Linked DNA regions of Mus musculus: regions 1, 2 and 4 are each linked to region 3. A link is a loop called in an ENCODE intact Hi-C map of the cell type or tissue named here. Cell type or tissue: left cerebral cortex. All regions are shown on one strand. Each heading gives the region's core, and the rest is flanking DNA. Links, peaks and the distances in the headings are about the cores only. Region 1 overlaps 4921524J17Rik (RIKEN cDNA 4921524J17 gene). Region 2 overlaps Dnaja2 (DnaJ heat shock protein family (Hsp40) member A2). Region 3 holds the start of Vps35 (VPS35 retromer complex component). Region 4 overlaps Gpt2 (glutamic pyruvate transaminase (alanine aminotransferase) 2).

Evidence for each region. A loop is a pair of places that touch in the nucleus more often than their neighbours do. Peaks named below come from ENCODE experiments on the same cell type or tissue, not always from the same donor. Only the 100,000 strongest peaks of a DNase experiment are listed, where the experiment ranks them.
Region 1: a loop joins it to region 3, with 2.8 times the contacts of the local background. A loop is called at or near these places in 32 of 42 quality-filtered maps.
Region 2: it touches region 3 in a loop (3-fold over the local background); 11 of 42 quality-filtered maps call a loop at or near these places.
Region 4: it touches region 3 in a loop (2.6-fold over the local background); 4 of 42 quality-filtered maps call a loop at or near these places.

The regions. Positions count from the first base shown.
Region 1 is chr8:85,401,925-85,410,215 of GRCm38, forward strand. 4921524J17Rik (RIKEN cDNA 4921524J17 gene) reads right to left here. Exons shown (of 4, transcript NM_025722.3): 4 at 6,835-7,966. The coding sequence ends at 7,848. Among named protein-coding and RNA genes, the nearest start is that of 4921524J17Rik, 27 kb to the right of the region's middle. In left cerebral cortex, for the core only: a CTCF peak has its summit at 6,337 (motif pointing left); DNase peaks (open chromatin) are centred at 3,690, 4,233 and 6,332.
Region 2 is chr8:85,544,598-85,552,888 of GRCm38, forward strand. It overlaps Dnaja2 (DnaJ heat shock protein family (Hsp40) member A2), which reads right to left. Exons shown (of 9, transcript NM_019794.5): 4 at 4,285-4,365; 5 at 3,967-4,100; 6 at 1,916-2,112. Among named protein-coding and RNA genes, the nearest start is that of Dnaja2, 6.6 kb to the right of the region's middle. In left cerebral cortex, for the core only: a CTCF peak has its summit at 3,388 (motif pointing left); no DNase peak of the experiment used is centred there.
Region 3 is chr8:85,296,643-85,301,642 of GRCm38, forward strand. It overlaps Vps35 (VPS35 retromer complex component), which reads right to left and starts at 2,875. Exons shown (of 17, transcript NM_022997.5): 1 at 2,813-2,875. The coding sequence starts at 2,815. It overlaps Orc6 (origin recognition complex, subunit 6), which reads left to right and starts at 2,990. Exons shown (of 7, transcript NM_019716.2): 1 at 2,990-3,350; 2 at 4,467-4,596. The coding sequence starts at 3,286. In left cerebral cortex, for the core only: no CTCF peak of the experiment used is centred there; DNase peaks (open chromatin) are centred at 2,152, 2,928 and 3,206; H3K4me3 peaks cover 2,827 bases; H3K27ac peaks cover 1,539 bases.
Region 4 is chr8:85,522,436-85,530,726 of GRCm38, forward strand. It overlaps Gpt2 (glutamic pyruvate transaminase (alanine aminotransferase) 2), which reads left to right. Exons shown (of 12, transcript NM_173866.4): 11 at 821-933; 12 at 3,101-6,467. The coding sequence ends at 3,191. Among named protein-coding and RNA genes, the nearest start is that of Dnaja2, 29 kb to the right of the region's middle. In left cerebral cortex, for the core only: a CTCF peak has its summit at 3,880 (motif pointing left); DNase peaks (open chromatin) are centred at 1,878 and 3,885; H3K27ac peaks cover 372 bases.

The DNA.
Region 1 (8,291 bases), core at 1,750-6,749, 110 kb after region 3:
TCAAAGTTCCAAAGGATCCGCTGTCTGACACGGGGACTGTGGTGGTTTGAATGTGCTTGGCCCAGGAAATGGCACAATTAGGAGGTGTGGCCTTGTTTGGAAGACGTGTGTCACTGTGGGGGGTGCTTTGAGGCCCTTCTCCTTGCTGCCTAGAAGCCAGTCTTTTCCTGTTTGCCCTTGGAACAAGATGTAGAACTCTCAGTTCCTCCTGCACCATGTCTGCCTGGATGCTGCCATGCTTCCCACCTTGATGATCATGGACTGAACCTCTGAACCTGTAAGCCAGTCCCAATTAAATGTTGTCCTTATAAGAGTTGCCTTGGTCATGGTGTCTCTTCACAGCAATGAAACCTTAACTCAGGGACCAATACAACTGGGAACTACACTTAAGGCAACAATCATCACTCTGAAAAATTCTTTTTAAGACATGCATAATGAATCTACTGTGTATTAAGAAAATGAAACAAGACCCAGATGACGTTTGTTTTATAGCGTGATATTGTGAATCTGTTAGCCCACTGATGAGATCTAATGCCCAGAGTCAGTGCTCATCTGATGGCTCAGCCTCTGGTTCCCTAGGAGCACTAATAAAAATGTTCAGGACTAGTGTTTACTTGCTCTTGCACATCCATTCTGCAGACCACGGGTCAGGAGCAATTGTGACGTTCAAGTCACAAGAAACTTTGCAAGGTTCTATAGTTGTGGATTCCACTCTTGGATCTAAGCCTGCTCTAGATGTCATTAAGATTCATGGGAGGTAGTTAGATTTCGGTAAGCATTTGGAAAAAAGTTGATTCCATCTTTCATAGTTGACTTGAAGCAGAAAATAAGATGTGAGTGAACTACTGCAGCATAGATAGGACTTTGATAAGGGGCTGGAGAGCTGCTTTAGCAATGAGGAATGTTTGCTCCTCTTCCAGAGGAGGGCAGTTCAGCTCCCAGCACTGACATCAGGTAGTCCATGAACACCTATAAGGCCAGCTGCAGGGGCTCTAACCTCTCACCTCCATGGACACCTGTATAACTGCAGGCTTTTCCACCCATGCCCCAGTTCCTGAAATAACAACTCTGAGACTTAATTATATATGAATAAATGCTAGGTCGTAAGCTTGGGCGTGTTCCCTGACTAGCTCATAGTTTAATTAACCCGTTTATTCTAGCCTATAAGTGCCACATGGCTGGTTACCTCTTCTCAGATTTATGTGTCTGCCTTCTCGGAGTTTGGGGTGAATCTCTTTCCTCACCTAACTCTATCCCAGAACTTCCCTCTCCCTACTGGAACTCCTACCTCCTATTTCCTGCCTCAACTCATTGGCCAATCAGCTTTTTATTGACAGGTGATGTTTCCATACAGTACACGAGATTCTCTCTACAGTTCCCTCTTTTAGTCCAAAAAAGCCTCTTTCTCTTTAAATGATAAACTATAAACAATAATAACAATTATGAAAACTATCAGGTAAGATTATGTTGCAGTCTGTCCCCCCTCAACATAGATGTAGCCATTTTGTTCCATGCCTGCCAGCTATTTCATATTGTTGCTGTAATATGTCCGCCAGTCATTGACACAGAAACATAATGACTCAGAGCAAGGCCATACTGATCACATATCCTGTTATGTTCTGTAGATTCTGAGATTTATTAATCTTAAGAAATTCCACAAAGGTTTACATAGGACTCATCAAATTAAAAGTCGATATGAACTGTTATGTCTAAAATATCTTGCATCAGAGCTGACCACCGGGCAACCCTTTCTGAACCTAGGAATGAGTTCACAGAGGCTCTTGTGGGGGTTTTATCTTTATAAGCTAACAGGGAAATATCTTCGATGCCAGAGCTGAGCCTACAGTCCTGATCAATCAGGATTATGGTTGTATCCAACAAACTATCCCTGTCTGACTGAAATAAGTGTTGGTATGGTTTGTGGGTGACTCATAGACCCCCCCAACAATTACATTCACAATTCCAGACTATATGTATTTAGCAACCTTGGAGAAACTATTGTACTATCTATCCTATCTTCGTAAGTTCAGAATTCTATACCTAAATCAATTTCTATCATAACTTGCATTACCAACCTAAAAACATCTTCTTAAACCTAAAAACAGCCGGGCATGGTGGCGCACGCCTTTAATCCCAGCACTCGGGAGGCAGAGGCAGGCGGATTTCTGAGTTCGAGGCAAGCACATGGTGGCTCACATCCATCTGTAGCTCCAGACCTACAGCATCTCAATGCCCTCTCTGGCCTCTGAGAGCACCACACACTCACATGGCGCATATACATCCATGCAGGTAAAACATTTAAGACACATAAAATGGGTGGGGAGCTGGAGAGGTGGCTCAGAGCATTTAAGAGCACTTAATGATCAAGAGGGTCTTGTCCTCATCTAGCCTCCTAGGGCACCTACACTCACGCACTCCATACACAACTAGATATAAGTAGCTTTAAGTCAAATGTGACCATTGACAAGGTAGCAGCACCTGAGAGCAACGCTCTCAATTTTGAAGAAATTCTACTGTGAGTACAATGCTAAAGTAAAAATCCACACAGCACCGCCCCAACTTAAGTAACCATGAGCATGACCAGGCAGCAGCCACCAATACCAATGCAGGACTTTCTACCAGTGACGAGATGACTTGTCCAAGTCTCAAATGATCATTAGCATTTTCCAGCAATAAAGTATTTGTATCTTAAGAAACAATGTTGTTGTTGTTGATGTTGGTGCTTGACACAGGGTCTTGCTACGTAGCTCTGGGGGGCCTGGGACTCAATATATATGAAGCAGAGAAACTGGATATCCACATCAAAAGAATTAAGCTGGAGCCACATCACACATAAGAACCAACGTAAAATGGACCCTGGGATGTAAGAACCACAAGAAGGAAGCTACTGGAAAACCGTGGACAAGCCCCAGGCTAGAGCTAGAGCGAAAGTCTCCTGTACATGCAAAGGAGAAAACAAACTAAAGGCAACAAACACACAAACAGGAAAAATATTCACATGCAAACATGTAAAGGACTTAAGATTCACACTACACGAGGACTTCTGACAACTCAGCAAAAAGACAAATAACCTGGTTAAAAAGTGAGAGAAGTGCGAAAACAAACTTTTGTTTTTGTTTTTTGTTTGTTTGTTTGTTTGTTTGTTTTTGAGACAGGGTTTATCTGTATAGTCCTGGCTGTCCTGTCTTTATTTAAAATATTTTCCCATACAATATATTTTGTCTTTATTCTTTCCCCCAATTTCTCCCAGGTCCTCTCCCTACTTTGCTACTTACAGAACTTCAAGTTCATTCTCTGTTTCTCTCAGGAAAACAAAACAAAAAAGGAAAACAATATAAAAAGAAAAGAAAAATCAAAACAAGCTAAAAAAATTCACTAAGAAAAAAATAAGAGAAAAAGCACACACAAAAACCTTGGAGCCCATCTTGTGTTGGCCAACTACTCTTGGACATGTGCTCCACCCTGGAATGTGATTGGTAATACAGTGATACTCTGTGGGGCAATGGGCTATGCACAGACAGCCTGGTTTCCAGTCGAGCTGAGATCTTGAACCCCGTGGTACCCAATGGGTAGAAATTTCCACCTACATGGGACAAAAGGTGTTTGATCATATATCAAGGAGCCCTGGCTCCTGTCAAAGTTACCACCTACACAGCCCCCACAGGAGAGGCATGTGGTTGTCACATAGACAATGGCATTCTGGCTAGACTCCTCCCCACGGTTACCTAGCAACAAGATAGCAGCCCACTTTAAGCTTTCTTACTCTCTAACTCTCCTCTCTCCCCCTTCCCATCTCTCTCTAAGCTTTCACCTCTCTTACTCTCTAGCCTTCTCTCTCTCTCTCTCTCTCTCTCTCTCTCTCCTCTCTCTCCCCCACCCTTCTCTCCTTGTGGCCACAACTGGCCTCTCCCTCTCTCTTTCTACCTTCACTCTTTCTCCCTGCCTTTCTGCAATAAAGCTCTAAAACCATAGACTGTCTCTGATCATGAAGGCCCCCTGTGCTTGAACAATAGGATAGGCTCTTAATGGGCTAGGCTTTCTCTTAAAGAGCCATGTCTAACCTGCTGCCAGGAGGCCTTCCTATGTTGCAGCCACTGACCAGACTAAGGACTCTCGCCTGCGTGGGACTCCCACCCACACCTCTCTTCCTTTCCCCTCCAGGCTGAGTGCCACCCTGAGGCCCCCATCTGTTCTCAGCTCCTCCGCCGTATCCAGCGTGGGATGCTGAAGACTGAGAACCTGGTACCTGGGGCTGCCCCTTGTCCACCACCCGCCCTGTGGGGTCAGTGGCCTAACACAGCCAGATGCCCACCCGGGGCTGTGTGAAAAGCGTTCTGCAGTCCTCCCGTGTCCGCCTGCCCAGAGCACAGGAACTCTGGCAGGATGTGGGCACTCTCTCCTACTCTCCTTTTCCCCTACACCCACAGCCCTGCAATACTCTACTGGAGAAAACTGATATTTCCTTTCCCAAAAGGCATTAATTGCAAGTAGCTTCTTAATTTAGGGATGGAGCTGTGTCTACTACCCCTCTGAGAAGACATTTTAAGTGTTCTACTCGGAGGGCTAGTGAGACACTTGCTGTTTAACAACAGAATTTGGTTCCTATCATCCATATTGGGCAGCTCACAACCAACCACCTCTAACTCCAGACACACACACACACACACACACCACATACACACACACACACCACATACACACACAAATCTAAAAAAGGAAAAATAGAAGATTGTGTGATAACTTATATATAACACAGCTCAAGGCATCCTTACAGTGAAAAAATGGTTCATATTTAAAACCAATAAAGAACAAAATCAAGCCTCAAGCATTAAACTGCTCCCCAAAACATCTTAGAACACTGCGAGGCTGAATGGAGTAGGAGCTTGTCCTAGTTCGCCCGGATAAGGCATCATGATGATCAAAAGCAACGTGGGAAGAAAGGGTTTCTTTGGCTTACCAATCTTATGGAGGCATTGTCTCAGTTAAGAGTCTCTCTTCCCACTATAGCTAGGACCATGTCTGGTTAACAAAAATCAATGAGCACAGAGGTCAAACATACAAACCTGTTGTTTGGCCTGCTTCCCAATTTACTTTAATATTGCTTACATTTGAATATTTTTAACACACCTAATTTTTAAATTATCTTTAAGAGATCTTGAATAGCCAGGTGGTGGTGGCACACACCTTTAATCTAGCATTCAGGAGACAGAGGCAGGCCTGGTCTACAGAGCTAGTCCCAGGAGAGCCAAGGCTACACAAAGAAACAAAACAGATTTTAATAATCATATATGGATAATAACACAGAAAAAGTTTGGGATTAAGTAATTAAGGTACAATCTGACCCAAGAACATTTGCTAACAAGTGACATTTCAACACCAGAGACAGTGTTCTGAGATTCAACACCTAGGCAAATTAAATTACTTAACTTTTTAATGACAACTGGAATTAAATCAACAGGAGAACAGTGTTTAGAGAAATTGCAAACAGGGGAAGCAGAATTTAATTGGCTAACTGCCCCCCCTGCATCGCTCAATAAAAAGAAAAGTTGAAATAACTTCACACTTTAATAGTATCTGAAGTAAAATTTCCCCATGGCAAGCTCAACTGTCACCGTTTAATGACAGTCAATGAAATTTTAACTTGACTTTTCTCTAAAAATGTTGGGTTGTTTTGTTTTTGTTTTTTTTTTTTGGGGGGGGGGAGGTCGAGACAGTGTTTCTCTGTATAGCCCTGGCTATCCTGGAACTCACTTTGTAGACCAGGCTGGCCTTGAACTCTGCCTCTGACTCCTGAGTGCTGGGACTAAAGGCGTGCGTGCCACCGCGCCCAGCTAAAAAAGTTGTTTTAAGTGGATAAATTCTGATGTCAGTAATTCTTTATAGAGATGAGTATTATTCTAGGGCTGTGATTTACTGACACAGAAACAGGTTCTCATATAGTAGCCATTTTAAACATTTTTTGGCTAAGAAATCTAAAGGCTTTTATGTTTCAGAGATTAAAAAAAACAAACAAACAAACAACAACAAAAGTTTTATTAGGAGTTTCAAATGCATATACCTGCTATCCTAAGTAGATGAGGAAAGTTATGTAGGCAAAAAAAAAAAAAAAAAAAAAAAAATCCTATGACTTTCAGACCAGCCTGAGATATATGCGATATACATTGGGAGATGTTACACAACGAGAACTCATCACTCGTGAGACACTGGTGAGGAACAAGGGAAAGAAGGGGAACAAAAAGAACGGGGGGGGGGGGGGGTGAAGGGAATTCTTAAAACCCTACACCTTGTCTACAGTGTCTCTAAAGCTCCCTCTGCTGGACACCGAATAAAGGGAGGAAAAAATGTAGACCCACCAGGAAATGACAGATGAAACTGAAACTGTGGTCATTCAAGTAAGAGGTCCCCTCCATAAGTCTTGGGCAGTTCAGTACTTGGCCCCCAGTGGGTGACTGTTTAGGGACAACTAGGAGGTGCAGCCTTGCTGGAGGAAGTGTGTCACAGGGAACCTTGGGCTCTGTGTGTGGGTTGAGATGTAGGCTGTCAGTTGCCGCTCCAGCATGCTCCGTACTGTCCCACTCCATCAGCATGGATGGTCTCACCCTCTGGAACTATAAGCCCCAAATAAACTTTCCTTCTACAAAGGTCGCCTTGGTCTGTGATATATTACTGCAGCAGCAGTAAAGTAACTACCATGTAACTCATACATATGTACTTTTTGCTTTGTTTTTGTTTTAGGAGTCAGGGTTTCTTTGTGCAGCCCTGGCTGTTCTGGGATTAAAGGAGAGTTGCTAACACATGTGAAGAGGGTTAATCACCACACTGGTATGCCAAAGGGCGAGTATAAGGAATGATGATTTAATACTGCAAAAACTGGCTGAAACACTTTACAAACTTCACTAGGACAAAAAGCTACACCACACTACTTAATCTACTCGCTTTCAATATTAAGGTTTATTTTTTTCCAGGATGAAGTAACAATTTAAATAATTACCAGAATTATGTATAAATGAACATTCAGACAAAAAAAAATCACTGTTCACAAGTAGCTAAGAAATATTTTGCAATTTATATAATAAATATATCTGTGTTTAGGTTAACAGGCACCATCTTGATAACAGAAAAGTTTTTTTTAAAAACCAATAAATAAAACATTCAAGAAAACAAGGTGTTTATATCTGAAATATGATACAGCCTCAAATGCTTTTCTTCATATAGCACCCAAATTTCCAAACTGTCTAGAAAGTTTCTGAAAATATAACTCCTACTTAAATCATTAAAATAGCGCCCAAGAAAAAGGTCAATTAAAGACAGAATTTATAATCTATATTCGTAATTCTCCATTCAATAAAATATCAATTACCAATTTATTAAAAGTCAATGGATTGTATATATGCAATCTGTTAATGGTGAAAGCCTGAAATACATACATTTAAAAGTCACTCTCCTGACAGGACTTAAGACACTGCATCTCTGGTGCGAACCTGAAAACTAGCAAGCACGTCAGCTGCTCCAGCTGTGTGTTCCACCCGTACTCCTGTCCCTCCAATCGGGAAAGACCCATCCAGGTTCCGGGGCTTTTCTGGTCATTTTGTTTGTTTGTCTTTGTAAATACATTTAGTAATATCCCAACACAAAACACTGATAATGATCCTTGGTAAACAAGGAAATCCCAGCAAAGTCTAACGCACAGCTTTGCTCCCAAAGCGTGGCAGCAGACTAGGAAACAGAGAAAGCAACCAAAGGCCCTCATTCACACAGTCTGGTGCTCCTCAGAGTCCACGACTGCCTGAGGATCTGCTGATGCAATCCTGAAGAAAGTGGCAACCAACAGAGTTTGAAGACAAATATCAGAGAATAAGTCTTTGATTGATAATTTTTCTATTTATTTCTGCCAAGGCAACTGAAAACACGAAAGCCTTCTCATCAGAGAGGTTAGCATAGATGTCGATTTCCTTTTCCTGTTTTTCTGTGGAAAGAAAAGGGGAAAAGTTAAATACCAAGGTACCATTTTTTTTAAAAGTGGAAAAAAAAATAGGATTGTACCATAACATTTCCCGAAATTCATATCAAAAGAAAAAAATTAATAATTTGGCTTCTAGGGATGTAGTTCTGTGGAATAGTTGCCTAGCATGCGTAAGGTTCATGTTCCCGAACCAAGAACTGGGGGAACAATGGCTTTCTTAGGAGACAGCGGTCGTCTGCCTTGGTCTCCCAGTGCTGGGATCAGTGGCACATAGCACTACTGTCAGCAAAAAAATATTCTTACACAGAAAATATCTGAAAAATACTCA
Region 2 (8,291 bases), core at 1,422-6,421, 250 kb after region 3:
TGTTAATTGTGATGACTATTCTTGGTTATTAACCTGACTATATCTGGAATTAACTAAAACCCAAATTGCAGTCCATACCTGTACGGGATTTTTTTTTTTTAAACTAATTAAATCATCTGAAATGGGAAGACCCACTTCTCTGGATCTTTGAGACAGGCAAGTATACCTTTAATTCAGATCTTTTGAAGTAGGAAGATACAGCTTTAATCTGGATCACACCTTCTTCTAGAAGCCTATATAAAGGACATGGAAGAAGAAGCTGTTCTTTCCTTGCCTGCTTGCTCTCACTCTCAAGTTCACTCCTTCACTGGCTTTAGAGCCTACTTCTTCAGGATTCTGATGTATTTTGAAGACCAGCTGAGACATTCAGCCTCATGGACTGACCAACTACTGGATCACTGGACCTTCCACTGGTAGACAGCCATTGCTGACTAGCTGGACCACAGCCTACAAGCCATTGTAATAAGTCTCCTTTATAGTAAACTATAAACACACACACACACACACACACACACACACACACACACACACACACACACACACACCAGAAGAGAGCACCTGATCTTCATGGATATGGGAGTCATAGTAGGTTGTAAGCCACTGTGGTTGCTGGGAATTGAACCAGGGTCCTCTACAGGAGCAGCAAGTACTTTTTTACCACTGAGCCATCTCTCCAGTCCCTGGAAAGCATCTTTTAAGGATAAGGTTTTAAAGATCATGGCAGAGCAGAAGAAACAGACTTGGTTTGGCCAGCAGACCAGAATTAAAGCTAACGAGGGATCAAGGTTAGAAAGACCTACACTACCCTAAGCAAGGTACAGGGCCCCGTGGCACTGTCTCTGCTCCTGTGCCCAAGCAGCTGCTGGTGGTGGATGGTACTGATGACCTGCTATAGAGCAGTTAGGGGCTGCACTGCCAAGGCCACCTCTGATGTGGTATCTAAGACCTAGAGTTACTTATATAACCCTGGATGATTTCAAACTTATTCTCTTGTCTTGGCTTCCTAAGGGCTGGGATTATAGATGTGCCACTAAGGTATTAAAAACTATAGGTGAGCTAAGCATGGTGGTATAGGGCGGAGAAAGGATGGCAAGTTTAAGGTCAGTCTAGAGTATAACACAGAAAAAGAAAGGGGGTGAGGCAGTAATATAATTAAACATGTTTAGTGCTTTCATCAAAATTCCACACACCAGACCTCATCGCTAGACAAGTTCATTTTGCCTCGAACAGATATAACCAATACACATTCAACTAGAAACTAATTAAAAGTGTTTTAAATCTCTAGAACTTGGGTCAGTAAGATAGCTCAGAGGATAAAAGCACTTGCCACACAAAAGACTGACAACCTGAGTTTGACCCCAGAACCCACTGTGGAAGACTGATGCCACAAAACTGTCCTCTTATACATACTATAACATGAGTAAGTCCTTCGCACCAATAAAACAGATTACTTTAAAATATAAACTCGTGACCTCAGAAAACTTAGCTGGCTACTTAGTAATTAGAGTAAAATTAACATAGTAGTGCTGAGAAGAGTGAAGACTGAACCTACCCACTGTGCATCCAAGGAGATCTAAAGTGAAATTATGTTGCCTAACACCATCTAGTCTAATGGCTTATTTTACATAAAGGAAAATGAGGTGCAGAGACAACAAGATCACTAAAGGGCACAGTGCTAATCTACAGTAAGGGCACTGATGGTGCTTCTGGCCACACCTTACTTGGTTTATCTGTCCAGTCAGTTTCTGTAAGCTAGCCATGCTCACTATGAGCTGAAAATTAACTTGACTCCCTTAACTTCATTTGTGTTCAGTTTTAACTTCAAAGCATCCAACAGATCTATTTCTCACAAGTAAGATCAATTCTGAGTAAAATAGAAAGGGGAAAAAAAGTGAATAAATCAAAAGGAAATTACCTCATGTTCTTTTTCCTGTAGCAAAAGAACAATATCTCCAGGTTCCACTCCTGGAGCCTGGTCTGCTTCCCCAGTGAACGTAATCCTCTGTCCATGTTTCATGCCTTTGTCTACATGGACTTCCAGAATCTTGACTTCTTTGATTACCTTCTTCCCTTCACATTTTTTACAGCGGTCTTTTTCATTGATGACCTCCCCTGCAAAGAGTCGTCATTCAAGCTTCTTGTAAAAAAGAGCACCCAACATGAAACTGTCTTGACAGTGCCCTTAACTCAAAAAGCCCAAGATTACAGAGTAAAACCTATCTTGACATTTCCTTAGCTCCTTGGACAGTCAGCTGCTGGAGCTTCTATGAATGCTTTTGCAAACCTTTTAAGCTCTTACTTCAAGTACGCTATCAGCAGAGACAGTCCAAGTAAAATTTTAATTTTTCTTTCCAGTAAGGGTTACTGAACCTAAAAGAACTTGCAAATGACCTATACTTGGTCCTTGAATATTCTTGATGGTGAATTACTAGACTGTACAGTTGGTACTGCAGTTTACTTCAAAGACTAAACCTTGCTTAGAATTTTTTTAAGAGTGTTATGCTTGAAATTCACTACCCTCCCGCCTCTGCTTCCTGAACAGATTACACCTGGTTCAATTCAGCTGCTAGTTTTCAGCTAAAGGTAGCAATTTTAACAACCAAGAATGCAGACACCTCATCGGAATATAACATGAAGCTAGGGAGGAGACCACCTCAGGTGTCACTCCTTAGCTGTCTTCTTCCACCCAGCTTTTTACAACAGAATCTTTCACTGAACTGGAGGTTAGTAGGTTAGGCTGGCTGGTCAGTGAGGACCTGGGATCAGCTTTCCTCTTTAGTACAGTGATTCTTAAATGTGCACTACTGGCTTTAACATAGGTTTATGGGACTGTACCCATGGCTAGGCCCTCATGCTAGAAGGCAGTCACTGTAGCAACTATGTTATCACCTCAGCCCAATATATACCTTATTAAAATGACCTCATCATTTCCAAGAACTAAGTGGAAAAGTGAAGTTCTACAATTATACTAATTAACCATCAAGCAAAGGAAAGAATGGGGGACGTGGCTCAGTGGTAAGGATCCTAGGTTTAATCCCTCCCACCAGGGCTAGGGTAGGTGTAGGCAGTGGAAATTAGAGTAAGGACTGGTGGATATAGATAGTTCAATACTTGCCAAGCACACTCAAGGATTTGGGTTTACTATCCAGTGTTGGTAAGGCAAAATTCTCCACATAAATTCATCTAATTCAAAACTTAGATTTCTTAGTTACACTAGCCACATCTTTCCTTCCCTTGATTAAAGCCAACTTAATTTAAAAACCAAGCTATTAACAATATTCAGGGCTGAAGAGATGGCTCAGTGGTTAAGGGCACTGACTCCTCTGCCGAAGGTCCTGAGTTCAAATCCCAGCAACCACATGGTGGCTCACAACCTTCTGAAATGAGATCTGATGCCCTCTTCTGGTGTGTCTGAAGACAGCTATAATGTACTTACAAATAAATAAATAAATCTTAAAAAAAAAAAAAAAACCAACAACAACCAATTTCAGAACCTGATTAGGACTTTTTAGAATACCCCCAGAACCCTACTAGTTAGTGATAAAGATTAATTTCTAGCTGAGTTTGCAAAATATCTTAGCTTTCAGAGGTGGAGGCAGATTAGGAATTCAAGATCATCCTTGAACACAGTTCAAGGTCAGCCTAGGTTAGACACACTACACCGAAACAGTAATGGTATAATAAATTCCTATCTTCTATTAGATCTTCATTTTGTAAATAAAATAAATATAAGTTTAATTTTAAAAAATTGTAGGGGGCTGAAGAGATGGCTCAATGGTTAAGAGCACAGACTGCTCTTCCAGAGGTCCTGTGTTCAATTCCCAGCAACCACATGGTGGCTCACAACCATCTGTAATGGGATCTGATGCCCTCTTCTGGTGTGTCTGAGGAGAGAGGCCATGTACTCACATACATAAAACATTTCCAACTTCTATATTCCCAACACATTCCAATCCGGGGCCTTACCTTCTCCATTACAGTCGGAGCACACGGACTGCATCTGCTGCACCATTCCTGGAGCCAGCTGTCTGATCATAATGCGCACACCTCGACCCCGACAAGCGCTGCATTTCTGAACAGCTCCAGACTTCCCACCTTGGCTAAAGCAAAAGTATAAATCACACCTTTGCCTACAAACCATTACAGTCATTAAAAAAATACAAACCATGCTTTCTAACTCCCTAGTAGTAAATATTAACGTGACCTTTAGAGGTATCAGCAAGTGCCCGGTGCTTATTAAGTTCCTCAAAAAGCAGAGACACTGTATAGCAACAACACACTTACCCACTGCATGCACTACAGAGCACATTCTTGCTAAGTTGTAGTTTGGTTGTCTTGCCATTGTACAGGTCTTCTAAAGATACTCTGTAGAGAAAAAGAACCAGGTTCAACCAAATGTTGCCAATATTAAAAGATAAAAATAGTTTACAGAGTTCTTTTTGTAACAAAGAACTCAAGAATAACTATGACTATAAACAATATACATGGTGTTAACACTGCTCTTTAGAGGGCAAGTTTGGTTCCCAGTCCCCACATTGGAATTACCTGTGACAACAGCTCTAGAGGATCCAATGACTCTGACTCTTGAACACATGCACACTCAAAATTACAAAAATAAATTCTTTTTTTGAGACAGGGTTTCTCTGTATAGCCCTGACTATCCTGGAACTCACTCTGAAGACCAAGCTGGCCTCGAACTCAAGAGATCTGCCTGCCTCTGCCTCCTGAGTGCTAGGATGAAAGATATCTGAGACATCCACTGCCACGACCACCCAGCAAAAATAGTAAGTTCACCAGGCAATGCAAGTAAATTGGGCCAGCACTCTCGTGAATATGGAAGCATTCCATACCTGGTTGGACAAGTTCATATTGTAATGGTTGGTACAGATCTGGTCTGGGCTGATGCACAGGCAATCAACCAATAGACATATAGCAGTTTTCTATAGGATCAGCCAAAAGCACTGTGATATACTAGGTTTGCTGGCTTGTGCCGGCTGCTGGGTGAGCTAGGAGGAGAGGCCCTCTACATGAAGGTATGAGGCTCCTTAGTGTTCATGATGAATGTTGACATGGTGGCCCTGAACAACTTTTAACATATCTTCAAAGTATCTAACTCAAAAGGCTGAATTTTAAAAAGTACCAAAATTGTATGCAAAATTGCACAATATTTTATATATCCACATTACCTCAAAAAAGTGGTAAAGAAAAAAAGTCTTACTAAAAATATATATGGAGGCTAGAAAGATGGCTCAGCAGTTACTTGCTATTCTTGCAGAGGACCTCGGTTCAGTTCTGAGTACCCACATAGGAGCTAACAACTGTCTGTAACTTAATTCCAGAGGATTCAATACCTTCTTCTGGCCTCCATTGGCACTCACTGTACATGGTGCCCAGACATACATGCAGGCAAAACATCCATTCACATTTTCAAAAACGTAGTAAGTGTTTATTTAAAATAAAACAATTTAGAAAGTGTATTTGCTAGATGTGGCAGTGCACACTTATAATCTTAATACTGAAACAGGGAGACTGGCAAAAGTCCAAAGTCAGCCTTTCCTATGTAGCAAGTTCTAGGCCAGACAAGGTTAAATAGAAAGACCCAGTCTCAAACAAACATACAAACTATATATATATACATGCGCACACACACACACACACACACACACAGCTAATAAAACACAACTCAATTTTATTCATATATAGCATACTTCAATTACAAGACCAACTTCCAAACTAATCTCAAAAAACAAAGTAGCCCCATCCCTCCCTAAGGAGCTGTAGTTAATGGTTGCTGAGAGAAGGGATTCATTCTCAGTGATGTAGCCAATGGTAAGTTGCCCTTGCTCAGGTAAATAACTCTACCATCCCTATTCATTCAGGAAACTATAATTAAGTATAAAGGGCCAAGGGAGGAAAGGCAAAAAATAGGAGGGACTTGTTAGAAAGAGGGGTTAGTTTGAAGGGGAAGCATAGAAAAAGGTAATATGAAGATCGTTGCCAAACTACATTTTATATTTCTGTGCGTATCAAACTGTAAAAGAATAAAATTCTAAGAATTATTCAACAATACTATCCATTTATATCACAGATTTAATAATACACATTTGTTTTTTGATTGGTTTGGTTGGTTGGTTGTTGCTTTGTTTTTACTTAGTATAAATTAAGTAGCTCTGGCTTTATGTAAGGAGCAGGCTGGCCTCAAATTCAAGAGATCTGCTTGTCTCTGTCCCTTTGTCCCAAGTGATATGATTAAAGGTTCGAGCCCCCACACCTTTTTCCAGGTTTCACACATGCTAAGTGGGCTCTGTCACTGATCTATACACGTGCAGCCTTTAAGCCTTCCTTACTAATTTAAAACCCTTGAATTCAGGTTAAAAAACAAAGAAATAGTCTGAAGTCATCCTCCAAGGCACCTACACTATTTTGTGGTATTCAGCCTTTCGACAAAGTGTTACTTTAAACTTTCCCATGTTGTAGACAGTATAAAGTAACACTTATAGGTAGGCAAGATGGCTCAGCAGATAATAAAGGCACTTGTTGCAGAACTAAATTTGATCACGGTGAAAGAGAACCAACTCCCCAAACTGTCCTCGCTGATTTCCACGGTCATGAAAAATAAAAAATTTAAAAACCACTTATAAATGAAAAATTACCAACAATACATCATCACATCCAAATAATGATATACTGATCTACATCTTAAGCCTTACACGACCGGGAAAGGAAAACTAAATAATAATCTGACTAGATTGATGCTCTCCAGAGAGGCTTAAACTGGCAAAATTTCTCTGAAGCAATTAGGTTTTATCAGCTTCAAAACATGGAGGTCAAGTCGGGGATAGTACCTCACACCTATAATCTCAACACTTGAGAGCCTGATGCAGGTGGGTTGTTACGAAGTCAAGCTTAGCCTTAGCTACAGTATGATACTATTTCAAAAAGAAATAAAGCCAGGGATGCTTGGCTTGGAATCTGCCAGAGATAAAACAGCATACAAAGAAATGCACAGCAACAGTATCCATTCTAGCCCCCTCCCTGCACATCACATGAGAGATAAATGCTTAATCATCATGAAATGGAATTATAAAGCCACTCAAAAGAATGTTAGTTACTAGGCAGGTATGATGGTGCACACCTGTAATCCTAGTATTCAGGAGGGAGAGGTGGAAGAACATTGCTTGGACTACATAACAAGCTCCGGCTTAAAATAAAGGGGGGGGGTGTGTGTGTCTCTGAAGACAGATCAGTTGGTAATGTGCCTGCACTACAGTATCTGGGTTCAATCCTCAGCACTTGTATAAAAAGCCAGCCATCAGCTATGGTGGGGCTGGGGAACTCATTCTTGCAGTGGACCCAGCTTCAATTTCATCCACAGGGTGGCTCACAACCATCTGTAACTCTAGTTTCAGAGGACCTGGCACTCTCTTCTTACCTCCAGAACCAGGCACTTGTGTAGTGTACAGACATACACACATGCAAGCAAAACACTTATATAAATAAGACCAAATAGATACATCTAAACAAACAGAAAACTAGACCAGTAAGATAGCTGTGGATTACCACCAAACCTGCCTCCGAGTTCAATCCCCTGGAACCCACATGGTAAAAGAACCAACTCAACCAATTCTACAATTTGTTCTGACCTTCATGTCTGCAGGGTAGCAAGCACTAGCCCCCATCTCCCTAATAACAAAAACTGTCATTGAAATACTTTAAACAAACAACTAAGAGTCAGGCATGATCATACACAGCAGCGATCCCTGCACGTTTGAGGTGGAGGCAGGATACCAGGAATTCATAACCAGCTTCATGAGACCTTGTCTTAAAAACTCCAGGCAGGGTTCGCTCTCCCCACCTCAATTCAGTCTCTTGCATTTGTTATTAAAAACATTTTTAGTGAAATAATTGTAAAATATAGTGAAATGGCTATTTTCAGATTGTAGAGGAGCTGTGGAGTCTTAATTCAAAATCAAAGTCCACACCGCTTATATGCTGACAGTTATACCAGGCTAGAAGCCAGTTAGCTCCATGGAAACCAATTTAGGAGAGTTAGCATTGAGGATCAAGTAACGAGGAACACTGCCATGTAAATAATCGAAACAAACAACCATTCTTTTGACTTAAACTACTTCAAAGAATACCCACATTTGAAAATTTCAAACAGGCAACCTCAACAGCATGTGAAAAAAAAAATCTCAGGAAAAATCAACTATTCTTTAAGATCTTGGTTGTTTTGAGACAGGCTTCTATGTATCCCAGGTTGGCCTCAAACTAGCTATTCAGTTGAGTAT
Region 3 (5,000 bases), core at 1-5,000:
TAAAATAGTAAGATGAGTTTCCTACAACTATTTCTTTTCAAAAATCATAAAGGACTGAAGGGATAACCTGAACTCAATTCTTAGTGAGCTCAATTCTTACTATCCACACACTGGGTGGTTGGAAACCAACATAACTTCAGCTCCAGGGAAGCCAACACCATTGGCCTCTACAAGCACCTGCAGTCACATGCTCATACAAATGAACACACACATGTAATTAAAATCTTTTAATGAAAAATGCTTATTTTAATTATAAATTAATTAAAAAACAAGTATCTTAAGAAACGTTAATTTATATAGGAGAAATATTAGCATACACTCCCAATGTCCGTCAGCTAAGCAGTTCTACCCTTTTCTCTAACTTTTATTACTCTAAGTACCTTATATACATAGAACTACACAGCATTTTCCCTTTTGTATCTGGCTTATCTAGGATTATGTCCAAGATTCATCTGTATGAAAGCGTTTATCAGAATTTCTCTCTTTTTAAAGACTGTGTAATATCCCAGTATCTGTATATACTTGTGTGTGTATGTGTGTGTGTGTGTGTGTGTGTGTATACATTTATTGATTCACTCAATATAGACATATGGATTGTTTCCAGCGCTGGCTACTATGTGGAAATAACCTATAAATGGGCTATAAGCAATCACAAATTTTTGGTACAGACTAGAAAAATAAAAAAGCACACAAAGTTATGAATATGCACAGCACTCAGTAACGAGCGCTTCATAAATGTCAGCTATTATTATATCCAGTTTGAGAGTATTTACCTCTACTGGTTATAGGGACCTGTTTGTTGGTTAGTTTTCCCACTTATAAGTTGCATGTGCAATATGACAATACAACATAAATTGTAAAATAAACAGAATCATCATGTTGATGAATATAGTATTTAAACCTGATGAGAAAGCACAAATCAATACTTCAAGGAGAACTGAGGGTAACAAGAAAACAGGAAATTTAAAATAATTTAGGTTGGGGAGTTTGTGTCTAGCAGGCTGAAGGCCTTGGGTTCAATCCCCAAGACTGCAGAAAAGACAAAGTTAACCGTCTGGATCCCATACACACACTAACTTAGCAATACCCCAGAAATCCGATGACGGAGCACACCATGAACATTAAATGGCAAAATTCTTTCTTTGTGCAGAATTTCTGCCCATTCTCCTCAAAATCTGTTTGCATTACCTCCAAAGCTCCTAACACAACCTCTTTCCCACCAGGAGCCCAAAGAACTATAGCAGAATGTTTCAAAAGCACATCTCTGCCATTTATTTCTATCTGGTGCCTAGCACATTCTATAAAATTGAAAGTACACCAGATGTTTGGTTAGTGCTGGACTCAGGATTTTTAGGAGTACAGTACCAGTGATATCAACACTTGCTTCCAGATGCAAAAGTGAGACTTAAAGGCTAACTACCTACTCAAATCATAAAATTGCCTATGACAGAACTGATACCCAGGTTCCATTTTCCAATAAAATTCACAGGGAAAACTGGTCCAATCTGGTTCCCCAGGCACATAAATATAATTTATAGTGTATCCTCAAATGCTTTGTATTATAAAACACTATGTCAACCAGTAAGTGTTGAAAAACAAAAAAGTTAAACTTCACACCAGTCATGTGCCAAATCTCAATTGTACAAAGTTCCGAGGGGGGAAAACATCTTGTAAGGCAATATATTATATTAAATATACATCAAATATTTATCAAATTACGGGAACAAACGCTCAGAACTCAGCCAGCCAGAACCAAAGATGACATAAATACCAAGCTGATCGGAGTCTAGCAAGATCATCATAAAGGTCCATTCCAAAAAAAAGGAAAAAAAAAATCAACAAAAAGATTTAATGCTGGTTTTTCCTATTAACACACTTAAAGTGAAGTATGTGCAGTGGCACATAGAATTATCAATACAAAGAATGAATATTGAAATTAAAAAAAAAGGACATAAGCATAGCACATCCAAAACCACTACCTGTTCATACTACAGCAAATGCTCGTATAACGCAAGTGACAACTTGCCCTGTGGAAAACAGGATCCGAATTTTGCGGAAGTTCCTGTTTATAAGGCTAGTGCCACAAAGCATCACGACATGCTATCGTCGCGGAGAAACCTTTGAATGACTGCTTCCAGCAAGTGAGTTAGAATCCTCAGAGAGCAAATGCGAAACGGAGACCTGTCTCCTATCTGATGGTTGGGCTCAATGAAAAGAAAGCAGGAGTCCTTCGGGAAACTCACGTGAGCAGGTCCCTAGAATTCGCTGACAGGCGCTGCAAGATGAAGGGGGCTCTGCGGCCACGGAAGGCCGGGAGACCACTGCGCCCCCCCCCCAAGGATATTTCCAGCAGAGAAAAGGCAATGGGACCCCCGAGGACAGCTGAGTACAAAGCTGGAAATGCACCATCTGGGCGCGACCCAGCTACGGCGCCAGCTCAGAAGCTCGGGGGCTCCTCACTGTCCCAACTCCGCACAGACCCGGGAGTCCGACTCTCAGAGGGAAGGTGGCCGTTCCGTACAAGAGTCTGACGCAGGCCTCCACCGACACCCAGAACCTGCAGCCCGCGACACCCCTAAGGGAGGCTCCTGGTCTCGGGGTAACGACCAAATTCTGCGCCACCGCCCACCGCAGCCCACCGCAGCCTAACGCGGCCTTCCTCAGCCCGTGCCAAGCCCGCAGGCCCAGCCTGGACCGGACCGGCCTCGATCGAAATGCAGGGCCTCCTACTCCGCCAGCAAGGCTCCTGTCCGCCGAAGGAAAACGTGGACTGCGACTCGGCAACCCAGGCCCACCGCTTCCCCTCACTCACCATGGCGACTCCGGGGACCACAAGCAGCAGCGCCTACCCCGCCGGAGCCGCCCGCCGTCAGGTGACCGAGCCTTGCGAGCCCCGCCCTCTCTAGCCCCGCCCTTGGATAGAAGCGGCTTTTCGATTGGCCCACTTAAAATCTCGCGTAGTTTGGGGAGAATGGGCAGCCGGCGGTGTATAGTGGACGGGGCGGGGCGAGAATAGTACAACGCTGCGGCGAACTAGGGACAGCAGGAAGGGAAGCCTTAGTTAAGGAGATCCGCGGCCGAGGAAGGGCAGCGAGAGAACCTTCTGCGCGTCCACTTCGCCTGGGCCCGCGCCTCATCGTGTGCACATGCGTAGAAGGATGACCAGGATTGGTGTGTGGAACGGTCTCAACCTCTGGTCGCAACCAATCTGGACGCGCCGGGGGTGGGTCTTAACCCTCTGACAATCTGCGCGCGCATTGCTCTTGGCGCGCATTTCTTCCAGCGATGGAGTCGGAGCTGGTACGCCGCCTCGCCCCGCGTCTCGGCCTTGCGGAGCCGAGTGTACTGAGGTGAGTGTGGCCGTGTGTGCGGGTAGACGTCCCAGACTGCGGCCCTGGGTCCTCCCAAGGCAGCGTCGGATGAGGGACTGGCGATGAGGGAATGACCGCACACTGGTCTGGGCGAGACTCGGGCCCAACATCAAGAAAAACTGTTGTTGGCTTGTAGAAGATGGTTTGAGAGGACGTATATAGTCGTCCTTGAAGCACTCTAGCTCTGTTGGATACACTGTGGTCGGAAAAGCCGGGGAGGACCTCTTGTCATTCCTTCAGACTCGATAATCTTGATAAGCCAGCCTTGCAGGGCAGACCCTGTGCAAATCACTATAGATGGCAAGAGAAAGGTAGATTATGGTACAGAGTGAAGAGCTGAAGTGATGAGCAGGGCGTAAGAATTCCAGAAAAGGCCGGGCGTGGTGGCGCACGCCTTTAATCCCAGCACTTGGGAGGCAGAGGCAGGCGGATTTCTAAGTTCGAGGCGAGCCTGGTCTACAAAGTGAGTTCCAGGACAGCCAGAGCTATACAGAGAAACCCTGTATCGAAAAATCGAAAAAAAAAAATTCCAGAAAGGGCCCAGTGGCGTTGGGGCTGATTTATTAAATAGTGGCACGCATGGGAAAATATGGTAAGAGTGGCCCAAATAGCTTCCATTTTCCGAAGCCCTTGAGATTAGGAGGGTCATTGTAGGATCTGTCTTAGGAAATAAAGCTACAGCAGGCAAGTGTGTAGAAAGTTCGTAGGTCTATTCCCAGGGCTACTGACCGGAAATACAATGGGACCCAGAACTATTTTCACAAGCCGCCGAAACTGAGACCCAATCAGTCATTAAGGAAGAGAAAGGGATTTAATTTACTCTAATCTGCCTGAACCAATTCTTTATACTTGTTGAAATAATGTAAGAAGGAAAGGTAATGTCCAAGGAACACGCTTGGACACAGCTAAGTCTGGAGTCATTTTGGTTCTATGTAAAGAACTTCCACCTCTCCAAAGGATGTGCTTTCTAGGCCCCAAATGAACTTGCACAGTAGTTAGGTGGTGTGCAAGTCCACCATGCTGAATTCAGTTCTTTGCCTAAGTGTTGACAAAGTTCTGCAGCAGTTTTAGTGACCATACTGCCTTTATAACCAGGAAAGCAGAGGAGTTCCTGCGGCTGTCTAAGGTGAAGTGTGTCAGTCTGTCTGCACGTAGCTCAGAAACCAGCAATGCTGTCATATGCCTGGACCTTGCAGCTTCCTGTAGGAAGTGCCCCTTGGATAGAGTAAGTTGGCTCCAAAGGACATTTGAGTGATCTGATGTGACCCTGAGGTTTCTTTGTTTTAATCTTCTTGTTGGCGGCTCCGTTTCTTTTTTATTATTACGGTTATATGTAAGTACACTGTAGCTGTCCTCAGACACTCCAGAAGAGGGCGTCAGATCTCATTATGTTTGGTTGTGAGTCACCATGTGATCGCTGGGATTTGAACTCAGGTCCTTCGGAAGAGCAATCACAGGAGAGAGTTTTTAATCAACTTCAAGGGTACGATCTATCCTGACACAGAAATCAAAGCAACTTGAAGAATCTACATGGCACCTACAGTCATGAAGCAGAAATCAAGTAATCTTTGTACCCAATTCAGTTTCTCCTTTTTTTTTGTACATATAGGATCCCATTGCAGGAGATTT
Region 4 (8,291 bases), core at 1,474-6,473, 230 kb after region 3:
GCCCTCTGGTGGGAAGGCATGAGTCATGTGATGATGAGGCAGAAGCACACGGCTCCTTGCTCATCTCTGGGTGAGGATGCAGAAGCAGAGGAAGGGGAAGCCATTGCAGGTTTTCTTTCTCCTACCCCAACCGACGGGCACATCCTCCACATTTCCTCTGCAAATGCCTTCAGGCACGTGTTCAGAAGTGTGCTCCCTAAAGCCCGAGGCTTTTCTAATCCTATCGGCTTTCGTAGCCTTCCTCAGCACTGTCAGCGGTTGCTCCCGGGTGTATCTCCTGCAAGGCCCTGCTGGATTTAGATCCCAGGGCGCCGTTTTCAGATCATTTGTGTGACTTGGCACATAGATAGCCATCTGCAGCCAGTGCCTGTTGAACAGTTGCTGGGATGGGGATGGGAATACTGGAACCCTTGAATGCAGATCAGGGGTGTCACAGCCCCTGCCTGGCCAACAGTAGCTTCAGATGTCTGAGTCCCAGAACCAGCTTCCTGGCTGTGACCTGGAATCCTGCTTTACTTTGCCATCAGGAAAGGGAGAAGGAGGGGTCTGCCACAGAAAAGAGGCACTGACACTGCATTTTGGTTCTATCTGGCTTTGAGCCCTTCACGCCAAGTGAAGACTTATATTTATAGCCCAGGTGAGACCCCACTGTGTAGCTCAGGCTGGCCCTGAATTCAAGGCATGTTTTTTGTTTAAGCTTCTCAAGGGCTATGATTATAGGTGTAAACCAAAACCAGCTCTGTTTGGGTTTGGGTTTTTAATGTGTGCAGGTCTCGTGTACAGCCAGGCATGACTCTCAAGTTCTGTCCTCTTCCCACAGTCCCATAAAATGGCTCCAGACATGTTCTACTGCATGAAGCTCCTGGAGGAGACTGGCATCTGTGTCGTGCCTGGCAGTGGCTTTGGGCAGCGAGAAGGCACTTACCACTTCAGGTGTGACACTTTCTTTTGGGGGTGGTTGGTGTTGGTCCCTTGAGTTCTTGCTTTAGAGACTGCAGGGTCTGAGCCTCTCTTCTCCTTGAGTGACTCTCATCATGGCAGGCTCAGACCCTCTGTCACTACATAAGGAAATGGGGGTGCTTTACAGCCCCTCTAAGTCTTCCTGGACTGTCCCGCCTCTCGGCTGCTTCCTGCCCCTGCCACCCTCTATGCTTCTGAATGCCCAGGGCAAAGCCAGTGCCTTAGTTAGATTTCTGTTGCCATCATAGAGAGCTTTTCAAAAGCAACGTAGAAGGAAGGAAAGTGTTTATTTGACTTGTGGGTTAAGGTCTATGCTCAGGGAAAAGCCAGGGCAGGAACCTGAAGGCAGGACCTGAGACAGAGCACAGGGGAACGTTGCTTACTGGCTTGCTTTCCATGGCTTGCTCAGCCTGCTTTCGTATGTAATCCAGGACATCTGTCCAGGGGAGGCACCACCCATGGTGGCCTGGGTCCTTCCACATCAATCATTAATCAAGAAAAAGCCTCCACAAACTTTTATATTTTATAGGCTAATCAAATGGACGGAGTTAGTTTCTTGGGAGAAATTCTTCCCAGATAAATCTAGTTTGTGTCAATTTGACAGAAATCCCAACCAGGACAGCCTGGCACAGAACAGGTGTAGCTCCTTGGCTGCACTATAGGCCATGACACTATCCTGGGCCCCAAAGCCTCTTAAGGTACTACACTGAGACAGAATTCGGTCCACAAACCGAGAGGCTGTTTACAGCCATGCCTTGTCCAGCTCTGTACAGATGGATACATGGATTCCCAGAGTTGTTAGGCAAATGTTCCTCACAGAGGCCAACTCTGATCATAACACAGTTATTTCTTCACAGCTCCTGCAGCAGTGTCTCTTGTAGCAGATGCTAAAAAAAGAATTGTCATGAGTTGCTGACGTCTAGAGCCAAGTCTTTGAACAGTCAAAGATATGGGCTGTGTCCTCAGATGGACTAACTGCCTACCTGGCCCTTTTATCCTTGGTCAGGTTCTCTGCTGCGATCCACGGTCCATCTGAAACAGAGAGCTGGGGTGGCAGGGTAGCCCAGTGGTAGATCGTACGCAAGTGTGAGGTCCCAGTGTCCGTGCCCATCACGTCACCAAGAGTGTGATTGAGGTGGGAACAGTGTTGTCAGGACTGGAGAGAGAGGTTACTTTTGTGGGAACTGAAAATGTCTTTGAAGTGAAACCTGTGATTTGAGATTGGCTTACTGTCAGCAACTGAATACTGGGACACACCCATATGTCTCAGCACACACACACATACACACACACACACACACACACACACACACACACACACACATGGGGGCGGGATTCAATTTCTGAAAGAAAGGCTAAGAGTTGTGTTCTAGGATTAGAATATAGTTTGACCACTTGTCTAGCATGTATGAAGCCCTAAATTCAATCCCTAACACCACAAAACAGGAAGAAAAAAAAAGTCATGTTCTAGAAAGGTCTCTGTACTAGTCAGAATGTGTTCCTGGAGCCATATGTGGTGGGGCATGCCTGTAATGCAATCACTTTAAGAAGCTGAGGCAGAAGGATTACTGTCACCTCAAGGCCAGCCTGAGCATCAGGGTGAGTTCCAGATCAGCTAGTGTCATATGAAAACCTGTTTTATAAAAGAGGAAGGAAAGAGGAGGAAAAAAGGGGCCGAGGAAGGCAGATCTCTGTAATTTCAAAGCCAATCTGGTTTACATAGCAAGTTCTAGGACAGCTGGGGCTACGTAGAGAAACCCCGTCTTAAAATAAATATACAGCCGGGCGTGGTGACGCATGCCTTTAACCCCAGCACTTGGGAGGCAGAGGCAGGTGGATTTCTGAGTTCGAGCCCAGCCTGGTCTACAGAGTGAGTTCCAGGACAGCCAAGACTACACAGGGAAACCCTGTCTTGAAAAATCAAAATAAATAAATAAATATACAAACAACAACAGCAACAACCATGGTGCCGCCTTCTGCGGTAATGAAGAATACATTTTGGTGACTCAGAATCTGGTTTATTGCTTTCCGGGTCTGACTGTAGTAGAAATGCCTGTGTATAAACACTGGCATTCTATGTTGGGTGGTGTTGGGTTCATCCTGTGAACAGCCAGGCTGATATTGTTCGCCTTCCTGACAGAATGACCATTCTCCCTCCGGTGGATAAACTGAAGACCGTGCTCCACAAGGTGAAAGACTTTCACCTGAAGTTCCTGGAGCAGTACTCATGAGGACGCCTCAGGCACCGGAGCCAGACCCTCCCAAGACCACCCAGGCCTTCCTCAAGGACTCTGCCTCAGACCTCAGACAGGCCACCAACGCTGTTCATCTTCATTTCCCCAAGGAGACTTCTTTCTTTGTGCCTTGATGTTTGAGAGTTCTTCGAGCAAACAGTGGTTTTGCAATGTCTCACAGGCCCTGTTTTTGTTTTTGTTTTTGTTTTGTTTTGTTTTGTTCTTTTTTTAAATGCAACCAAAGTAGAGTCAACCTGCTCGGCAGATGTACTTGGATTCTCTGAATCGCTATTCTGTTTGGAGAGTTCCTTTGGGTCTTAAGCAGCCAGAGTACATGGAAATGAGATTATGTCAGATCTGGAGAAACAAGCAGGTGTTGGGAAATATGTGACTTGACATGATAAGGGCTGGGAATCCAGAAATCAATAGTGAGATCCATGAAATCAAACCCTGACCAGTGTGAAAATGTAGCCTTTTGGACAGTAAGCCTGCAAGTCTAGTGAGAACTCAGAGAAAGCTGACCATTCTGGTCTGAAGATAGGCAGCGCATCACAGGCAAGAATATCGAAGTCAGTAGTAGGACAGGGGTCACATCAGATACCAGCTCAAATTGCACTAGCTATCTAGAACAGTTTTCTCCAGGTTTGCCTGAGCCTTGATGCATACCATCGCCCTCTGCTGGTCGCAGCAGAGATAAGCAAGGGCTGAAAATGGAGGCAATCCTTTCCCAAGGCCCTGAAAGTTGTTTTTCATGGTTTCAAACTGAATTTGGCTCATTTGTAACTAACTGATCACGGTGCCTGGTTACACTGGCTGCCAAGAAGGAGCGCATGCAATCTGATTCAGTGCTCTCTTCACATCAGTTTCCTGCCTCCCTCCCTCATCTGCGGACAGCATCCTATCTCATCAGGCTTCCCTGTGTGTCACAAAGTAGCAGCCACCAAGCAAATATATTCCTTGAATTAGCACACCTGGGTGGGCCATGTGCGCACCAAGGAAACAGGTGCTATAGGGAGCGCCAGGCCAGGCTTGTCTCTTAACTGTCTCGTTCTTCAGTGAGAGTGGGAAAGCTGTCCGGAGCTCCCGCGCAGGAGCCTGGGTACCCACGCAGCGAGTCAAGGGAGTTTTCGGAGCCAGAGAGAGAAAGATGTGAAGGCTGTGGAGTAAGGCTGAAACCAGCCTCCTGCCCTATAGTCCCACACTGCAGGGGGTGCGACTTTAAAACAGAACTTCAAGTTGTTAACACTCACAAGCATTGCATTACTGTGAAGGAAGTAGCCGCATCCATAACAGGATGTGATGGTCTACAGCTTTTCCTTTAAAAGCTGAAAAGGTACCATGTGTGCTCGCTAGGCATATAATCCAGATATGCTCCAGAGTTCTGAGATTCTTCCATGAAAGGTTAACTAGAAGCTAGAATATTTTTTTATATTTTTGTAACAATTGGCTTTTTTCATGGGGGGAGGGGAGTAGAGGGTTAGTATTTATAGTCCTAACAAGTCCAAAAATTTTTATAAGTGTCTTCAGATTATAAATAACCCTCCAAATTTTGCAATGTTTACATGTTTTTTTTTTAAGATGACAAATATGCTTGATTTGCTTTTTAAATAAAAGTTTAGCTGTTCTAAGAGATTAACTTCAAGTAGGATGGCTGGTTATGATAGTTTGGATTTTCTACAGGTTCTGTTGCCATGCCTTTTGGGTTTCAGCATCACTCGAGTCGCAGCATGTGGGTGGGGCTGTGGAAACCTGGCCAGGCTGGACCTGGTCAGCCACACCTCAGAGACATTGTTTCCATTTGGATGTGAGCAGGCGCAGGCCTGCATGCTCTTTCCTACTTAGCATCATCAGTTCTTCCGCCTCCTTAGCATGGTTCTTTGTAACAGCCATGCTGGGAAGCTCTGAACAATAAAATACTTCCAGAGTGGTGACTGAGCAGCTTGGTCAATAAAAACTAAAAGTTGCGTGGGGCTGAGTATGATGGCATACACTTTAATCCTAGGACTGGGGAGGCAGAGGCAGACTGGTGTCTGCGAGTTTGCGTCCTGTCTGATTTACCTAATAAGACCTAGTCACGCTGGGCAGTGGTGGCTCACGCCTTTAATCCTAGCACTTGGGAGGCAGAGGTAGGTGGATTTCTGAGTTCAAGGACAGTCTGGTCTACAGAGTGAGTTCCAGGACAGCCAGGGCTACACAGAGAAACCTTGTCTTGAAAAACAAAAACAAAAACAAAAAAGACCTAATCACAACAAAACTGAAAACAACAGAAGCAATAAATGGTTGGGTGGATGTCACTGTTGAGTGGATCTGTGTATATGTGCATATATTTTTAGTATCTTATATATTTTAAATATGCACAAGTATAAATATATGTGTTCCTGAACAGTACATTTACCTAAGTATCACAAACTTGGTTAACCAACAGCTTCTGCTTCTTTTTTTTTTTTTTTGGATATTTTCTTTATTTACATTTTAAATGTTATCCCCTTTCCCAGCCCGGAAACTCCCTATCCCCACTCTGCCTGCTTCTATGAGGGTGCTCCCCCACCCACCCACTCCCGCCTCCCTGAGCTAGCATTCCCCTACACTGGGGCATCAAGCTTTCACAGGACCAAGGGTCTTTCCTCCCATCGATGCCCAAAAAGGCCATCCTCTGCTACATATGTGGCTGGAGCCATGGGTCACTCCATCTGTCCTCTTTGGTTGGTGGTTTAGTCTCTAGGAGCTCTGGGGAGGGGGCGGGGATGTTGGTTGGTTGGTATTGTTGTTCTTCCTATGGGGTTGCAAACCCCTTCAGCTCCCCCAGTCCTTTAACTCCTCTACTGGGGTCCCAGCTTCTGCTTCTTAGGGTTTGACCCTAAAGACAGGGAGTTGCTTAGTTGGAGAAACTTTGGAGGTCTTTTGTTTCTGTTTTTGTTTTGAGAGCCTTGCTCTCTGGCTGCCTAGTATGCTAGTACATCTGTACCCCAGGCTGACTTTAAACTACTGTGTAGTCTAAGGCTGACCTTGAACTCCTGAGGCTCTTGCCTTTACAGTCTACACTGGGATTGTGCCACCATTCCTGGCTCTAACAAGTTGTTAAAACTAATGTGGACTTTTGCTTTCTGCTGGCAGTAAAGTAAGAAGAGATTAAGGCCGGAGAGGTGGGGACAGGAGCTGGAGAAGCGATGGGTTGGGTTGTGCTATACGACATTGTATTGATCTTACCCAGGTTTCCCAGTTCACATTTGTCTTGGAATATGGCTTTCAAATTTAAAATTGTTTTTAAAATATGCTTTCTATATCTTTATTAAAATTTAGAAAGTATGCAAAGAAAAATAACTAGGACTCTAACTAGGAATCATTAGGAACCCACTCAACACAGTTTAAGCAAAGAAACTGACTATCCTGTGTAAGCTGTAGGGAAACTGGCTCTGTTTCTAATGTTTACTCTGGCAGAGGTTGCCTTGCCCCATTGCACATAGAAAATCTCATGGTCCCACGTGTCCTTTCCTGAGTCAGATATTTTGGCTTGTGAGAAGAGGGTGCTTTGCACAGGAAGGGGAGCCGTGTACAGAGGAGGTGGGAATGGCTGTTAGGATCGCCAGCCTTGCTGAGTAACATTGAGTCAGAAGAAACAACCCATGAAAAAGGGATGGTGCTACACTAACAGAGGCCACTTTAGTGTGGGTGTGGAGGATGTGTGTTCAAGAAGTGTATGTGTAGCTGGGCATGGTGGCTCAGGCCTTTAATCCCAGTACTCGGGAGGCAGAGGCAGGTGGATTTCTGAGTTTGAGGCCAGCCTGGTTTACAGAGTGAGTTCCAAGACAGCCAGAGCTACACAGAGAAACCCTGTCTCGAAAAAACAAAAACAAACAAACAAAAACCAAAACAAACAAAAAGAAGTGTATGTGTGTGCACACGAGTACAGGAGCTCACAGAGGCCAGAGGCATTGCATCCCCTGGTGCTGGAGTTGTGTAGTGAGCTGCTTGTGGGAGTCACAGCTAGTTGGTAGCTAAGTGGACAGAGAAATGTTTTGTAGCTTCCCTCACAGGAGCCCACATAGGAACACACACCAACTCTCTAGGGAGTAAATTATATTTTATTGTACAGTTGAGTGTGTTAAATACAGATCAGAAACTACAGATATTATTCTAGATGGGAGGGGAGGGGGTAATGTTGAGATGGTCTCACTGTGTAGTCCTGGTTGGCTTTGAACTCCTGCCTGCTCGCCAGTCCTCCTCTCTTCAGTGACTTGTGCTCCCCACCATGGCATGCTTTGTCAGCAGAGGCCTGGAGTGAGACAACAAGCCTTTAAATTCAACCAGATTCAGGCTCTTATGACACAGGCGGACTATTTCCCAGAATATCCCATGAATGGTCCCACTGGCTCTTCACTGGGAACCTTGTGAACCAGGCCTCTGCTGTCCCCATTGCTCTCAGAATTATTCTCCAGGTTCCCACGGGCATGACCCACTAAACTATGCCTGTAGTACTCAAAGGCTTTTCTAGCCCAAAGTTTCAAAACTCTTCCATGTTCCTCCAACAAACCAGTTCCAAACAGGTAAGAACTATATGGTTGGGTTTATCATGGCAACAGCCCCACTTCATGACAGTCTTTTTTTTTTTTTTTTTTTTTAGTATTCTTTTTTCCTGTTTGCCATGATAAAACACCTTGAGAAAGGAAGAAAGAGTTTATTTGGGCTCACAGTTTGAGGGCACACAGTCCAAGGTAGCAGGGAGTCGTGGCAGCAAGGCCTTGAGGGAACTGTCCACCCTGATGAGTGCTTGTATTGAGCCCACTTTCTCCTTTTTATTCATTATGGGACCTCAGACCACAGAATGTTATGTCCCACATTAAGGGTGTGTCTTCCTCTCGCAAATAACCTAACAAAGATTAAACACGTATATGACCAAATACTTGCTGTCATGGTGCTTCTAAGTCCTACTAATTGTCGTTCAGGATTGACCACAGCACTGAGTATGAGGCGCATGGACTTGTAGTCCCGACTCTTCTGCCTCTTCTTCCCTGGTACATTACAGGGTGTGTACCATACCCAGCTCCAGACCCTTGGATTTCCAATGATTCAATATAATGTCTTCAGATGGGTTCCACA